Regions from separate parts of the Homo sapiens genome. Here region 1 is linked to region 2. A link is an interaction called in ENCODE POLR2A ChIA-PET data of the cell type or tissue named here. Cell type or tissue: PC-3. All regions are shown on one strand.

Region 1 (2,500 bases), 130 kb before region 2:
AAAAAGTGATGAAAAATTTGGAAAACACTGTGGTATGAAAGTAATAGAGGATTATCTTTTTAGTCCTATTACTAAGAGATAACTCATATATATTATATATATACTAATATATATAATTTTTGATATATTTTCTTATGAAACATATTGCTCTGGTTCCTTTTTTTTTTTTGCCATACTATTTATTTTATTTATTTAGACAAGATCTCACTTTTCCACACAGGCTGGAGTGCAGTGGTGTGATCACAGCTCACTGCAGCCTTGAACTCCTGGGCTCAAAAAAGATCCTCCCACCTTGGCCTCCCCAGTAGCTAGGACTACAGATGTGTGCCACTATGCCTAGCTAAATTTTTTTTTTTGAGACGGAGTCTTGCTCTGTCGCCCAGGCTGGAGTGCAGTGGTGCAATCTCGTCTCACTGCAACCTCTGCCTCCCGGGTTCAAGCAATTCTCCTGCCTCAGCCTCTCGAGTAGCTGGGACTACAGGTGCCTGCCATCATGCCCGGCTAATTTTCATATTTTTAGTAGAGACAGGGTTTTTCAACATATTGGCCAGGCAGGTCTTGAACTCATGACCTTGTGATCTGCCTGCCTCAGCCTCCCAAAGTGCTGGGATTACAGGCATGAGTCACCATGCCCGGCCCTCTGCTAAATTTTTTAATAAAAATTTTTAATTGTGGTAAAATGTACTTAACATAAAATTTGCCATTTTAACTGTTTTTGAGTACACGGGTCATTGGTAGTAAGTACATTCGTGTTGTGTGTTACCACTATTGTCATCCAAACACAGAACATTTTCTGTCTTGCAAAACTGAAACTGTACTCATTAAAGAGCAGTTCCTTATTCCCCCGTCTTCCTGGCCCACCATTCTACTTTCGGTCTCTGAGTATCTCATATGAATGTAATTATACAGTATTTGTCCTTTTGTAACGGGCTCATTTCACTGACAATGTCTTCAGGGTTCATGCATGTTAAACCATGTGTCACAATTTTCTTCCTTTTTATTGCAAAATAACATTCCATTGTGTTTATACACCACGTTCTTTTCATCCATTTGCCCATTAATGGACAGTTGTGTCACTTCCAGCTTTTGGCTATAGGGAATAATACTGGTATGAACATGGCTGTATAAATATCTGCCCAAGCCTCTGTGTTCAACTATTTGGGTATATACCCAGGAGTAGAATTGCTGGATCAGATGGTAATTGCATTTTTAATTTTTTGAGGCACTTTCATACTGTTTTCCAAGTGGCTGCACCATTTTTCATTTCCACCAGCATTGTGTAAGGGTTCCAGTTTCTTTACATCCTCACCAACATTTACTTTCATTTTTTTGGTATTTACTTTCTCAGTAGGTGTGAAATGGCATGTCATTGTGGTTTTGTTTTATATTTTTCTAATGCTTAATGTGATGTTGAGCATCTTTTCATGTGCTTCTTGGCCATTTGTATGTCTTTTGAGAAATATCTATTCATAAAGTTCTTTGCCTGTTTTTGAATTGGATCATTTGTTTTTTTTGGTGTTAAGTTTTAGGATTTCTCTATGTATTCTTGATATTAATCCCCTTTTAGATACATGATTTGGTAACATTTTCTTTCATTTTACAGGTTGCCTTTTTACTGTGTTAGCAGTGGCCCGTGCTGCACAAAAGTTTTAAATTTTGATGAAGCCCAACTTGTCTGTTTCCGCTTGTTGCTTATGCCTTTGTTGTTGTATTAAAAAAAAATTGCCAAATCCATGTCATGAAGCTTTTCCCCTTATGTTTTCTTCTAAAAGTTGTATAGTTTTAGATCACAAATTTTGGTGAATTAATTGATTTTAAGTTTGGAATATCATGTAAGGGTCCAGCTTTTTTTTACGTGTAGATGTCCACTTTTTCCAGCACCATTTGTTGGAAAGACTGCCTTTGCCCCAGTGAATGGTCTTGACACTGTTACAGAAAATATTTTGACTGTATATGCAAGGGTTTGTTTCTGGGCTTTCTATTCCATTCCATTGGTCTGTATGTTCTTATGCTGATACCAGCTCACTGTTTTGATTACTGTTGCTTTGTAGTACATTGTGAAATCAGGAAATGTTTTTCCGTCAACTTTCTTCTTTCTCAGGATAGTTTTGGTTATTCAGGGTCCCTTGAGATTCTGTATGAATTTCAGGAGAGATTTTTCTTTTTCTCCAGAAAAAGGTCACTTGGATTTTGATAGGGATTGAATTGAATCTGTAGATGGATCTGGGTGGTAGACATCTTAATATTAAGGGCTGGGTGCTGTATCCCAGCTCTTTGGGAGGCTAAGGCGAGAGGATTGCTTGAGGCCAGGAGCTCAACACCAGGCTGAACAATGCAGCGAGCCCCCTTCTCTGCAAAAAAAATAAAATAAAATAAGCCGAGTGTGGTGGCTCACGCCTATAGTCTCAGCTACTTGAGAGGCTAAGTCTGAAGGATTGCATAAGCCCAGGAGTTCATGGCTGCAGTGAGCCATGATTGTGTCATTGCACTCAAGCCTGGG
Region 2 (2,500 bases):
TACAGGCGTGAGCCACCACTCCTGGCCAAGCATCCACTTGTTAACCTCCCACATATCAGTGACAACATGTGATCATTTGTCTTCCTGTCCTTCGCTTATTTCATTTAACGTAATAACCTCCACTTCCATCCATGTTGTGGCACATAACAAGTTTTCATTCTTTTTATGGCCAGGACAATATTCATTATGTACGTATACCACATTTCCTATATCATTCGTCCATTGATGAGCACTTAGGTGGAGTCCATATTTTGGCTATTGTGTATAGTGCTGCAGTAAACATAGAAATGCAGCTATCTCTTTGATATATTGATTTTATTTCTTTTGGATGTATATCCAGTAGTGGAACTGCTGGATCATAGTTATATTTTTAGTTTTCTGAGAAGTTTCCATGTTGTTTTTCACAATAACGCTACTAATTTACATTTCCACCAACAGCGTACAGGTTCCCCTTTTCCCACATATTCAACAGTGTCCATCATTATTCCCTGTCATTTATTTATTTATTTATTTATTTATTTATTTATTTATCTATCTATTGAGATGAGGTCTCATTCTGTTGCCCAGGCTGGAGTACAGTGGCACAATCTGAGCTCACTGCAACCTCTGCCTCCCGGATTCAAGTGATTCTCCTGCCTCGGCTTCCGGGGTAGCTGGGTTTACAGGCACCTGCCACCACGCCCAGCTAATTTTTGTATTTTTAGTAGAGACAGGGTTTCACCATGTTGGTTGCTTTTTCTTTGGGGTTTGAAAAACTTCCCTGTGTTAGCAACTTGACCACCATGTTGGTCAGGCTGGTCTCGATCTCCTGACCTTGTGATCCACCTGCCTCGGCCTCCCAAAGTGCTGGGATTACAGGTGTGAAACACCGTGCCTGGCCTTCTGCTAAATTTTTTAATAAAAATGTTTAATTGTGGTAAAATATACTGCTTCAGCGTCCTGAGTGGCTGGGATACAGGCGCCCGCCACCACACCCAGCTAATTTCTGTATTTTTAGTAGAGACAGGGTTTCACCATGTTGGCCAGGCTGGTCTCAGACTCCTGACCTTAAGTGATCCACTACCTCGGCTTCCCACAGTGCTAGGATTACAGTCATGAGCCACTGTACCAGGCCTATAGTTTCCTTTTTTTGTTGTGTCTGGGTAATACTGGCCTCAAGGAATGAGTTTGGAAGTATTCCCTCCTCTTCTTTGTTTGTTTTGTTTTGTTTTGTTTTGTTTTATGCATTTGAGTATGATTCATATAGAATTCAGTAGTAAAGTCATTAGATCCTGGACTTTTCTTTGGAAAAGAAATGGGAAAAGATGCAAGGTTTTTGTTTCTTTTTTTTTTTTTTTTTTTGGCTCTGTCACCCAGGCTGGTGTGCGGTGGCTCAGTCTTGGCTCACTGCAGTCTTCGCCTCTCTGGCCCAAGCAATTCTCCTGCCTCAACCTCCAAGTAGCTGGGACTACAGGCATGCACAACCATACATTTTGTATGTTTTGTAGAGGCAGGGTTTCACCATGTTGGCCAGGCTGGTCTTGAACTCCTGGGCTCAAGTGATCCACCTTCTTTGTCCTTTCAAAGTGTTGGGATTACAGGTTTGAGCCACCATGCCTGGCTGGGAGATTTTTAATTAAGGCTTTGATTCCATTATTTGTTACTGGTTTGTTGAGGTTTTCTTTTCTTTCCTGGTTCAATTTTGGTAGGTTGTGTGTCCATGAATTTATCCATTTTTCTGGGTTTTTCAATTTGTTAGCTTGTATAGTTGTTGATAGTAGTCTCTAATGAGTCTTTGTATTTCTGAGGTCTCAGCTATATCTTTTTTTTCCATTTCTAATTTATTTGGGTCTTCTCCTTTTTTTCCTCAGTCTAGCTAAATATTTATTGATTTTATCTATCTTTTCAAAATCCAGCTTTTCATTTTTTTAAAATTTTCTTCTGTTTTTTGTTTTTTTGTTTTTGTTTTTGTTTTTTTTGTCTCAGTTTATTTCCGTTCTCACTTTTATTATGTCCCTCTTACTACTAATTTTGGATTTAGTTTGTTCTTTTGTAGTTCCTTGGAGTGCATTGTTGCGTTGTATATTTGAAGTCTACTTTTTAAATATAGATGTTTATTGCTGTAAACTTTCCTCTTAGTATCGCTTTTGCCAAATCCCGTAGATTTTGTGTTTGGTTTTCATTTTTTTCAAGAAATTAAAAAAAATTTAATTAAGTTTCTTTATTGACCTATTCGTTGTTCAGGAGCATGTTGTTTAATTTCCATGTATTTGTGTGTTTTCAGAGGTTTCCCTTGCTACTGATTTCTAGGTTTATTCTGTTGTGGTCAGAAAAGACAGTTTGCCGTATGATTTTCGCTTTTTTGAATTTGTTGAGGCTTGTTTCATGGCATTGTATTGTCTGTGTATTTGATTTTACCAGTAGCTTTTATATTTTTAAATATTTTCTTTTTTGTACATTATTTGTTTTTCTTTCTGATTGAAGAACTTATATCTTACATTCCTGTAAGATGAGTCTGGTG

Evidence for each region. ChIA-PET counts read pairs that join two places held together with the same protein. Peaks named below come from ENCODE experiments on the same cell type or tissue, not always from the same donor. Only the 100,000 strongest peaks of a DNase experiment are listed, where the experiment ranks them.
Region 1: POLR2A ChIA-PET joins it to region 2 with 10 read pairs; 6 of 35 experiments call an interaction of 5 or more read pairs at or near these places.

The regions. Positions count from the first base shown.
Region 1 is chr10:63,375,591-63,378,090 of GRCh38, reverse strand. The region is part of intron 2 of JMJD1C (jumonji domain containing 1C); the gene reads left to right. Among named protein-coding and RNA genes, the nearest start is that of MIR1296, 3.8 kb to the right of the region's middle. In PC-3, no CTCF peak of the experiment used is centred here; a DNase peak (open chromatin) is centred at 1,020; H3K4me3 peaks cover 329 bases; H3K27ac peaks cover 501 bases.
Region 2 is chr10:63,246,561-63,249,060 of GRCh38, reverse strand. The region is part of intron 3 of JMJD1C (jumonji domain containing 1C); the gene reads left to right. Among named protein-coding and RNA genes, the nearest start is that of NRBF2, 110 kb to the right of the region's middle. In PC-3, no CTCF peak of the experiment used is centred here; a DNase peak (open chromatin) is centred at 1,120; H3K27ac peaks cover 970 bases.